2 separate regions of the Homo sapiens genome follow, and region 1 is linked to region 2. The links are chromatin contacts, found by Hi-C in ENCODE. All regions are on one chromosome and are shown on one strand. Each heading gives the region's core, a stretch centred on a gene start or an enhancer-like site at or near the end of the contact. The rest is flanking DNA. Distances are from core to core; before and after follow the strand shown. Region 1 holds the start of TTLL10 (tubulin tyrosine ligase like 10). Region 2 holds the start of AURKAIP1 (aurora kinase A interacting protein 1).

What was found. A loop is a pair of places that touch in the nucleus more often than their neighbours do. Pooled maps may share reads with other maps.
Region 1: a pooled map shows a loop between it and region 2 (2.2-fold over the local background). The contact joins the promoter of TTLL10 here to the promoter of AURKAIP1 in region 2. A Hi-C loop is called at or near these places in 1 of 50 pooled maps.

Annotation. Positions count from the first base shown.
Region 1 is chr1:1,169,715-1,175,442 of GRCh38, reverse strand. It overlaps TTLL10 (tubulin tyrosine ligase like 10), which reads right to left and starts at 1,563. Exons shown (of 16, transcript NM_001130045.2): 1 at 1,517-1,563; 2 at 1,122-1,158; 3 at 954-1,019. It overlaps TTLL10-AS1 (TTLL10 antisense RNA 1), which reads left to right. Exons shown (of 2, transcript NR_173246.1): 2 at 1-2,387. It overlaps MIR200BHG (MIR200B, MIR200A and MIR429 host gene), which reads right to left. Exons shown (of 2, transcript XR_007065348.1): 2 at 5,105-5,728. RefSeq lists a silencer at 1,324-1,413 and an enhancer at 4,070-4,637.
Region 2 is chr1:1,373,465-1,378,876 of GRCh38, reverse strand. It overlaps AURKAIP1 (aurora kinase A interacting protein 1), which reads left to right and starts at 3,670. Exons shown (of 4, transcript NM_017900.3): 1 at 3,670-3,723; 2 at 4,087-4,172; 3 at 4,432-4,877; 4 at 4,975-5,141. The coding sequence starts at 4,121. The coding sequence ends at 5,076. It also overlaps the pseudogene NDUFB4P8. RefSeq lists silencers at 3,680-3,859, 3,880-3,929 and an enhancer at 2,979-3,884.

The DNA.
Region 1 (5,728 bases), core at 314-2,813, 200 kb after region 2:
TGGAAGACAAGCCCCTTTCACCGTCCACGGGGAATTTCTGCACTGGAAGCTCCAGAAGCAGCAGCATCAGGTGCTTTTTGGAAACAGGCAGTTAGAAAGCGGAAGCACAGCACCCACCCCCCCACCCAGGAAACTGCCTCCGTCTCTTCTGCTGCAGAAGAAGCAGCAGCTGGAAGAGGCAGCCAGGTGCTGATTTCATCGTAAGCCTGAGGCCTCCTTTGGGCTTTTCTAACTTTATGTCCTTATGATGTTCACAAATAACTAAATAAGTTGTGAGCTGTTATTTCTTGTCATTGAAATTAAAGGTGTTTTTTTTTTTAATTTTTTTAGACGAAGTCTCACTCTGTCGCCCAGGCTGGAGTGCAATGGCGCAATCGCGGCTCACTGTAACCTCCGCCTCCCAGGTTCAAACAATTCTCCCGCCTCAGCCTCCTGAGTAGCTGGGATTACAGGCGCCTGCTGCCATGCCCGGCTAATTTTTGTATTTTTAGTAGAGACAGGGTTTCTCCATGTTGACCAGGCTGGTCTCAAACTCCTGACCTCGTGATCCGCCCACCTCGGCCTCCCAAAGTGCTGGGATTACAGGCGTGAGCCACCGCCCCGGACTGAAATCAAAGGTTTCTTAAGCAGCTGCCCGCTGTGTGTGTGGTGAACCCGGGGCCTGAATGCAGGTGGGACGCAGCCTCCCAAGCGCCGGGAGCCGCTGGCTCCTCACGCCTGTCGATCTAGCAAATGTGCTTTGGAGTCTCTGACGGACGCGATTCTGAATCCAGAAGGAAAGCGTCTCACTCCGAGATGCTGACTGACGTGTCCTTTATAGCGGTGGGACTTGGGAAGCCGGTGACGCCCGGTGTGGAGGACGGTTGTGACGCCCCTCGGTGGGGACACGGTGTAAAGGCGGCGTGGAAACTTGGTGCACGACCTTACAATAAATTGTAAAATAAGCGTTTTACCTGGTGAGATGAAAAGACCGGCAGGAGACGGCACCCCGGTAGGATGAACAGAAGAGACTTTTAAACCTGAAGAAATCATCCAAAAAGCGACCACATGTTAGTGTCCTGCTGCGAGTTCTCCCCCCAGAATCCAAGCTTGGCCACGTGGGGCCCTAGGAAGGTACTGACATTGTTCGAAGAGCTGGTGCCTCCCGGCCGGAGGCCGCTGTCAAAGGACGCACGACCTGTGGGCTCAAGCAGCCGTCCGTCCAGGACTTGCTCTGCGGAGGCAGACCTGGTCCCAGGCCACGGAGCTCGTCCCAGGGCTGCCCAGCCCTCCCACCCCACCGGGTACACACACCGTTCCCCGGCCTGGCCTGGACCCGAGCCTCTCGCACGGTGGCGCTGGGGTCCGGGACCCGCAGAGCAGGCTCAGCCTGGCCCCACCCTACCCGATCCCTGTCCAGTCCCCTCCCCAGCCTCCTCCTCTCCTGAGCAGCCTCCCGAGGGGACCCGCAGGCAGGGCGTAGGAGGGCGGGGCCGAGCCCACTGGACCCCAGCTGGTGGCCGCCGGCGCTTCTTACCTGCCCAGCCCACAAGGTCCTGGGAGCCTGGGCCAGGAAACAACAGTGGTGACCTGGCAACCGTCTCCTGGCAACCCCCACCCAGCCGGAACCCAGAGGTGAGCTTGGGTTTTCGGAGGATGGGGAGGGGCTGCTGAGTGGCGGGGCCAGCCCGGGAAGCCGGGCTGAGGGCTGAGGCTGGAGAAGGGCACAGCTTCATGGGCACAGCTGCCTCCCAGTCACTGCTGGGACTGCCTGAGCCTGAGCCCCAGTTGCTGCCCCTCCGCCCGGCCCTCCCAGGATGGTCCCTGAGCCGTCTCTCAGGCCCCACCCATGCTCAGCACCCCAGGACCTGGCCCGGGCCAGGCTCTGCGTGCACCCTGGTGATGTTGGCTGGATACACGGCTGCCGATCCCTGAGCATTCTCTGTGCTTCACGTGGTCGGGTCCCTGTTCTCACTCCACAGCGGACGAGGTGCCACTGTGCCCCCCTCTGCAAACAGGAACCGGGGGCTCCACAAAGTGAGTGCCCCCCAGAGGGGGACTCACATCTATCGGTCCAAACTGCACCTTTCTGTAAGCCCCTCGCTGTGTCACAGACCTCGGCCAAAGTGAAGCATTCCGCAGGGGTTTGGGCCGTGAGGAACAGCCTGCCCGACACCTGACTTGAACACTCTGCGGGGAAAAACACCGAGGAACATCACGATTACCTTCTGCGGGAACAAGGGCCAAACAAACGGCCTCATCCTGAAGCCGTGTGGCCCGGGCCGCTCCCACCCATACCTATAGGCACCCCAGCCCGTAGGCGGCAGTGGGCTCTGGCATCCAGCTGGTCCCCCACCTCTGCAGGTGTTTGCAATGTACCCGTGTTGATGTAAGGCTGCCCTTTCTCCATCTCTGTGTGTCTTTGTTTAACCCTCACATTCTCTCTTTTTTTTTTTTCAAAATACGGAGTCTCACTCTTTTGCCCAGGCTGGAGTGCAATGGTACGGTCTCGGCTCACTGCAACCTCCGCCTCCCAGGATCAAGCAATTCTCCTGCCTCAGCCTCCCGAGTAGCTGGGATTACAGGTGCCCACCACAGTGCCCAGCTAATTTTTGTATTTTTAATATTAATTTTATTTTTTATTTTTATTTTGTTTTATATTTTATATATTTATTATTTTATATATTATTTTCTATATTATTATAATTATTTTATTATTAATTTATTATTAATTTTAGAGGGTTTCATCATGTTGGCCAGGCTGCTCTTGAACTCCTGACCTCAGGTGATCCGCCCGCCTCGGCCTCCCAAAGTGCTGGGATTACAGGCGTGAGTCACTGCGCCTGGCCTGCCCTCGCCTTCTCTTTAAAACACCTAATGATACGAGGTCTGGGAGTCCTGGGCTCCTGGCATGACCCATGGCACGGTCTGATCCCCTCTGCCTCAAACTCTGAGCCTCCAGCCACGTGTCCCCTACCCATCCGTGTCCTTCAGAGCTTTGCGTGGGTCACGAGGGCCTCTGTGCTTAGGGTCCCCTTGCAGGGGGCTGGTGGTGCCCCCAAAAGACAACCACATCATAGCCCTGAAACCTCGAATGTGACCTTATTTAGAAGAAGGGGCTTTGCAGGTGGGGTTACGTCAGGATCTCTAGTGACATCACCCAGGGCAGGCCCTGAATCAATGGCCTCTGCCCCCCTGAGAGGGAGGTGGAGAGAGGAGACGCAGACGTGGGGGAGACGCCGTGGGACTGGGGGGCAGAGATGGGTGACACGGCCACAGCCACTGATGCCTGAGCTGGCAGGGGCTGGGGAGGCAGACAGGGTCCTCTCCTGGAGCCCCCAGAGGGGTGCAGCCCTGCCTGCCCTGTGGCTTTGGAGTTCTGGCCTCCAGATGCGGGCGTAAGCGTCTGTTGTTGTGCCTGCCTGTGTGGTTTTTCAGCAGCCGGGAGGAGAAGCCACCCTTTCGAGAGTGTGGTGCCCGCTCCGGAGCCGCCTCCCCGACCCACGCCGGGGCGGCAGCCTGGGGGTTCCCCGCTCTGTGTCCCTGGGGCCTGAGCTGTGGGGGAAGAAGGGGCCCCGGCTGTCCCTGGGGAGTCCCTGGAAGGAAGAGAGAGCTCTCGGAAGCGGGGCGGTGGGGGGCGTCTCCCACCGTCCTCCTGGTTCTGTCCAGCTGGGAACAGTGTCCTCGTCCCCTCCCCGCACTCCCACCTTGCGCCTGGTGCTCAAGCTTTGAGATGGTCCCGCTGGACCCTGGTGCGGAGCAGACCCAGGAGGCCCCTCTGCCCTCTGGGAGCCTCAGGTCAGGTGGCAGGTGGGGCTGGGGCAGGTCCTGGGCTGAGTGGCTGGGCCTTCGGGGAGCAGGGCCCACTTGGTGGGGGTGACGGGTGGGGGGTTCCTTCGGTGGCTGCTGTGGCTCTCCAGGCTGGGAGCAGCAGATCCGGGTTCGGAAGCTCTGACTCTGGGAAGGGGCCTACGTGTGTCCCCTCCTCCCTGAGGCTGAGGCAGGTGGCCTGACAGGAGCTGATGGGGATGGGAAGGACTCGCCCAGCTCCTCTCCAGAACTGGCCCTTCCGGGAACAGAGCAAGGCAGGGTCCTTGCCCCTGGGCTGGGAGGGAGAGCCCCGTGTTCATCTTTGTGGCGCACCGGCCTTTGGAGGATGTGATCTGGACACACACCTCGGAGGACGGGTTTCCTTGTGTGGGGGGAGAGGGGGTGCAGCGGGCAGGTCCCCCAACCCCTGCAGCCTCCCCTCCCTGGGGCCCCACACAGGCCTGAGGACTCCCCACCGCCCTCAGAAGCCCCCAGGCTCCCCAGCCAGGCACTACCTCGTCCCTCACAGCTTTCCTGAGTTCAAACTTGAAAACTCTGCCCCTTAATCCCAAAATCTGGGTGGTGTGGCAGCCACGGATACCTGTAGCCCCAGCAAGGTTCCTGCGCAGGGCAGGTGGGAGCAGGACCTTGGGCCGTGGGTGTGCCCGGCCCGCGTGTCCAGGTGGGTGCAGCCCCCAGGGCCAGGCAGAATGGGGGAGGCCTGGCACCTCTCGGGCAGTGGGTGGGGTCTCCAGGCAGGCCAGGCCCTGCCACTGGAAGGGAGGTGGCCCCTTTGCCACCAACCTGTGGCTGTCACCGGGGCAGGTGTGGCTGGACCAGGAAGCCCTCCTGGCTGGCGCCTGGCTGCCTCCATCCTGTCCGCAGCCCTCGCTCCTGCTGGCCGGCACCATACGCTCTTGGTCACCTGCTCAGAGAGGCCCCCCAGGGCCACCGGCTGCCCCCTCGGTAGCTCCCTTCAGCACAGGCTGAGGTGTCTCCACTCAGGGACTCCCCCTTCCCCCAGAACCTTGACCTGAGCTGACCACAGGAGAGTCAGGGAAGATTCCTGAGCAAAAGAAGGAGGGAGGGAGGGACGGAGAGAGGAGGAGGAGGGAGGAGGGGGAAGGAGGGATGGAGGAGAGGAAGGAGGAGGGGGAGGGAAAGAGGAGGGAAGGGAGGGAGGGAGCCTCTCCCAGGAACCTTGGGGGCCTCCGGGGCCGGATGCAGTGTCTGGGGTTCTGTCCTCAGCTGGGCCCTTTGCACGGCGGGGGTCTGTGCACGTGTGGTTAAAATAAGGAGCTGGTCCAAGCATGGGTGCGTGAACTGCAGACTTTATTACTATACAAAGACTTTTTTCTGTTTTGTTCCCGGTGCTTATGGAGAGGAGGAGGAGGAGGAGAAACCGCACAGGGAGGCTCTGGGTACGGCCCCGCCAGCCCCAGCAGGGTCCTTCCTGTCACACCCCGTGCAACGCAGCAGGCGCTGTGGAGAGTGAGCCCCACTGCAGTGTGGGGCGCAACTTCATCCGAGGGGTGCTTGGAGGGACTGGCCAGACGGGCACAGCGGTGAGGAGGTGCTGGGATGGGGAAGGTCCCCGAGCTCCGGGCGGTGTTGGATGAGCTCAGGCTCACAGGTGTGGCCCTGCCTGGCCCGAGCTCTCCAGGTGTGTCCAAACCTTGTGTTATATGCACCTTGCAGTCCAGGGCTCACCCGTGCGGTCTGGTGAGGTGGACGCCACATTCTGGGGGTGGCACTCCAAGTTCTTCCCCACACACGTCGCTCAGGCGGCAGCAGCATGGGGGTGGTTTCAGCTGGCCCTGCGGGGGACTGCCCCATCTCCCCAGGGAGGAAAGAGGGTCTGGAGATAGCCCCGGGTGGGGGAGGTCAACCTGCAGATCCCGGCTTGGGGACAGCTCCAGATGACACCTCGTGAGCCGCC
Region 2 (5,412 bases), core at 2,421-4,920:
TGCACAGATCCGATGAATCAAGGCAGGATCTTGATGAGCCCTTGGCGGTTAGGGACGTCGTACTGAAGCAGGTGCTCCCATTTAGGCTGCGCTCTGAATGGCCAACAGCTGGGCTTGTGCCCTCCGGGTTTCTGGAGATATGTCCTGTTTGGCTGCGCTGAGGGCCGAGGGCAGAGGCCAGGTGCGACGGAGTATATACTTGGGGAGCGACATCTCGGCGACCCAGCACACACCTGCCTATGATGTTCAGTCATCTTAAGATCATTCTCCAGAGGCAGGAGAATCGCTTGAGACTGGGAAGTGGAGGTTGCAGTGAGCTGAGATCGCGCCATTGCACTCCAGCCTGGGTGACAGAGCGAGACTCCCTCTCAAAAAAAAAAAAAAAAAAAAAATGTCGGGCGTGGTGGCTCATGCCTGTAATCCTAGCACTTGGAAAGGCCGAGGCAGGTGGATTGCCTGAACTCAAGAGCTCGAGACCAGCCTGGGCAACACAGTGAAACCGTCTCTACTAAAATACAAAAAATTAGCCGGGTGTGGCGGCGTGCGCCTGTATTCCTAGCTACTCTGGAGGCTGAGGAAGGAGAATTGCTAGAACCCGGGAGGCAGAAGTTGCAGAAGTTACAGTGAGCCGAGATCACGGCACTCCAGGCTGGGTGACAGAGCAAGACGACTCTGTCTGTTTAAAAAAAAAAAAAGAAATAGAAACTTCAGAATTTTTAGGAATGTTGTATCTGTGGCCCGGAGGTTGGAGGAGCATTAAAGGCGGCGTGGCCGAGGGTGGACCCAGGCTGGAGCTCAGGCTCTGCCCTGAGCTGAGGAGCCCCAAAGTCTTGGGGCAAAAGCTGCAGACAGGCAGGGCCCTGATGCCTTGTCAGAGCCTGGCAGTAGCTTGTGGGAGCCAGTGTGGGCCAGGGTGCAGCGGGACCGCTAGCTGTTAAGCTTTCAGGAGTTTTGTACACCAACTGCTACACAGCCATTATTTATAAATCAGATACATTTATGGTTAAATTATGCTAATAAAAGGAAATACTGAAAACCCATAGTTTCATATTTTAATAAGATCACTATTATCCACGATCTTAAGATTATTTAAGTATTATAGGCAGATGTGCGCTGGGTCGCCAATATGTCTTTCCCCCAGTATACGCTGTCGCGTCTGGCCACTCTGCCCTCGACCCAGTCCTGAGGAGCTGGGACTACAGGTCTGTGCCACCATGCCCACCTTTTTTTTGAGTCAGAGTCTCGCTCTATCACTCAGGCTGGAGTGCATTGGCACGATCTCGGCTCACTGCAACCTCCACCTCACAGGTTCAAAAGATTCTCCTGCCTCAGCTTCCGGAGTAGCTGGGACTACAGGTGTGCACCACCACACCCAACTAATTTTTTTTTTTTTTTTGGTATTTTTGGTAGAGATGGGGTTTCGCCATGTTGGCCAGGCTGGTCTCGAACTCCTGACTTCAGACAGTATGCCCGCCTCGACCTCTCAGAGTGCTGGGATTACAGGCAGGTGTGAACCACTCTGCCCGACCAAAATTCTGAAGTTTCTAAAGAAAAACTTTCCTGAAGACAAATGGGTATTTTGGGGAAAACAGGTATGTGCAGCAACTGTGTACTTCCCTTGAGAGACTAGAGTTCCTTTGTTTAAAAATTAGGAATCATAACCCATGCACCCTCCCCGATTCTTCCACTGCATTTTTTCTTCCTCAGATGTTTGTAAAGGATTGATCTTCCTAGTCTAGTTCCAGCTCATCTAGCTTGGCAGCTCTGCTCACACAAGCATCTGGCGCTTCCAACAAGTGTTCCTGCCACTCCTGTGGGCGGCAGCCAGTCAGGTCTGGCCCGGGCATTCATCGGGGTGGCCACTGTCTGCAAGCCTCCCGGGCCGGCTCCATGCAGCTCCTGTAGCTGAATGATAATTCCCCAGCCTTGTAGCAGCTGGGTCCTGCTCTAGCTGGGACCTTTCCCTTTTGGCCTGGAGCCTATTGGGTACAGGGACCCCAACAGAGTGGTCTTCCTCACTTCACCTCCCTGAAATTACTTCCTGAGAGGGGGAAGGACACCCTGGTTCATCCTGCTCCTCAAGACTTTCTCAGACTGAAATGTCCACATCCCGTTTCTTCTACCAGTCCCTAACTCAGGGGAGGTACTTATATCTGCACGTCAATGCCTCAGAAGCCTGAAGGCCAAGGTTGCCAGCCCAGGTTATTTCTGGTTCTCTGGTTCTTCTCAACATGCTCACCTGTTCTCTGATGGATTCTTTGCATCTCCCTGGACCCCAGCCGGGTGAAGACAAACACAGGGGCACCAAGGTGAGGGCTGCTCTGGAGGCACCAGTCTGCTCATTTACGGCCAAATCCACTAGGGGAAGCTGTGCAGCAGGGGTGAAGGGCGGGCCCGCAAATAACGTTCGTAAACCTTCCTGCTTGGAGTCCCAAGTAGCCCCTCTGAGGGGTAACGTAGAGTCATCTGGGGACCTCAGTTGTAGAGGTGGGCCTGGAGCCTGAACTTTATGTCCTCACACTGGCCTATCCTACCTGTCACTCACTGCTTAGCCAGGCTGGGCCCGGCAGATGACCTGGCCTTTCCACTTCCTGCTAAGCGTCCCTGGAAGACCCTCCTGCAAGGCAAGTCTCCGAGCAGGCCCAGCAGGCTCTGCTCCACACCCCTCTCCCACCAGGCGCCCCTGCAAGTCCATGCTGGGGTCTCTATATTAGCCAACCTCACGGAGGTCAAAGGGGCCTGTCTGGAGTAGAAAGGTGAAGCTACACGTTGGCAGCGCCTACTCTGGGGAGCATCATTAGGGGCTCAGCCAAACCCAATCCACCAGAGAGGCTGCTTTTAGTTCTCAGACAAAAAGTGTGAGTCTGATTTTTATTTTATTTATTTATTTATTTTTTTGAGACAGGATCTATGTCACCCAGACTGGAGTGCAGTGGTGCGATCTCGGCTCACCGCAACCTCTGCCTCCTGGGCGCAAGCGATTCTCTTGCCTCAGCCTCCCGAGTAGCTGGGATTACAGGCGCCTGCCACCACGCTAGGCTAATTTTTGTAGTTTTAGTAGAGACGGGGTTTCACCATGTTGGCCATGCTGGTCTCGAACTCCTGACCTCAGGTGATCCACCAGCCTCGGCCTCCCAAAGTGCTGGGATTACAGGCCTGAGCCACCGCGCCCAGCCTGCGTCTTATTTTTTTTTTTTTAACCCCAGGAATGAGGAGTCGGGGAGGCCCGGTACCGCAGGCTCAGTGCTTATTCCGGGTCCTTGGTCTCTAGCAAAAACGGGGGAAATAGCTCTAGACGCTTCCGCCTTCCACGTAACTCCACTTCCGTTGCCAGATACGTCACTTCCGTAGTCTTGAGCCCGCACTTCCGTCGGCCCGTTGGGAATCCGGCCCCTGGGTGGTCCGGAAACGATTCTGGACCTGCGGGTATATCCAGGGCCCGCACCCCCTGGGATTGTGGGAAATGTAGTTTTTTGCCTCCGTAAGGGACCAGGCGGAGCTGAGGAACCGCGCGAGGACTGGGACCGTGATTCCACTAACCGGAAACCGTCGCCTTTCGGGCCCGGCGGGGCCTGAGCCAATGCAGAATCGGGGGCCGCGAGGACGCCAGCGGGCGCTGTGCGTAGGAACCGCCGGGTGGCCGCTGCCGATCGGGGCCGACTTGGGGACGGACCGGAAGTGCCCGAGGGCGGCCGCAGAACGGTCAATTTGAGCCGCGTCGAGGTCGGGCTTGGGAAGGGTCAGCGGGAGGCCTGAGGGCGCCGGGCGCTGCGGCAGGCGGGCCCGGGGTCCAGCCGAGAGGGTCCGGGCGCCAGGCAACGCGATTCGCGCGGGGGTGAACCCGGGGAGGGGGCCGGCCTCCCCGTTCTGGGACCTTTCGGTGCGTCCGAGCGCGACACCGCCCGCGTCGGGGGCTTGGGAGCCTCGGGGCGCGAGCTGTGTTGGAAGCAAAGTCCTCCTTGTGGGTTGGGGTGGCGGAGGGAGAAGGGAAGCGAGGGTCGCGGCGGGACCAGACGCCCCAGTCCCGGCCCGCCCGCGACTACTGAAGGCGCTGCCGCCTGACCTGAACGGGCACTTGTGTTCCAGCTCCCCTGGGACCTGTGGCCGCCGCCCACAGACCATGCTCCTGGGGCGCCTGACTTCCCAGCTGTTGAGGGCCGTTCCTTGGGCAGGTAGGAAGCCGCGCGGGGGCGGATGGGAGGATGCACACCTGGTTAGGAGTGCGGGTCTCAGCAGCTCCGCTGGGGCAGGGCCGGTGGCCACACACACACTCTTTCCCCTCTAAGCTTCCGATGCTCACAGAGGGAACCTCAGGGGTTCAGGCCAGGAATGAGGTGCGGGGGATCCTCGCTGGGACGAACCTGCTGCTCCTCAACCCGACGGGCCTGTGTGGTCTCGCGAGCGGTGACCGTGGCGTCTGGTTTTCTGCAGGCGGCCGCCCGCCTTGGCCCGTCTCTGGAGTGCTGGGCAGCCGGGTCTGCGGGCCCCTTTACAGCACATCGCCGGCCGGCCCAGGTAGGGCGGCCTCTCTCCCTCGCAAGGGGGCCCAGCTGGAGCTGGAGGAGATGCTGGTCCCCAGGAAGATGTCCGTCAGCCCCCTGGAGAGCTGGCTCACGGCCCGCTGCTTCCTGCCCAGACTGGATACCGGGACCGCAGGGACTGTGGCTCCACCGCAATCCTACCAGTGTCCGCCCAGCCAGATAGGGGAAGGGGCCGAGCAGGGGGATGAAGGCGTCGCGGATGCGCCTCAAATTCAGTGCAAAAACGTGCTGAAGATCCGCCGGCGGAAGATGAACCACCACAAGTACCGGAAGCTGGTGAAGAAGACGCGGTTCCTGCGGAGGAAGGTCCAGGAGGGACGCCTGAGACGCAAGCAGGTGAGTGGCCCCCTGCTTGGCCCTGGGAGGGCAAAGTGCTGAGAACACGTTTCTTTGCCACGAATTACTTGGCGGTCCCTCTCTCTGCGTCTTGCAGATCAAGTTCGAGAAAGACCTGAGGCGCATCTGGCTGAAGGCGGGGCTAAAGGAAGCCCCCGAAGGCTGGCAGACCCCCAAGATCTACCTGCGGGGCAAATGAGTCTGGCGCCGCCCTTCCCGCCCGTTGCTGCTGTGATCCGTAGTAATAAATTCTCAGAGGACTCAGCCTTTCCTGCGGGTCTGGAGCTCCATTTGCCGGGTGTGAGGTCTCTCAGGATTGAGGCTGCTGCCAGTCCCAGGTGTTGCAGAAGACCCGGGCAGCAGGGTGGCAGATTGGCCGTCCCTCTCTCTAGCTGGCTCTTGGCCGCCGTCCAGAGGGTGCTGGGCCTGTAGGAGCCCCAGCCTCGCTGTGAGCAAATGTGTGCTGTGTGCAGTTCAGGCTAGGTGCTGTGGGATCACTGTGAACAGATCCCACAGCCCCTCCCTGAGCACCACA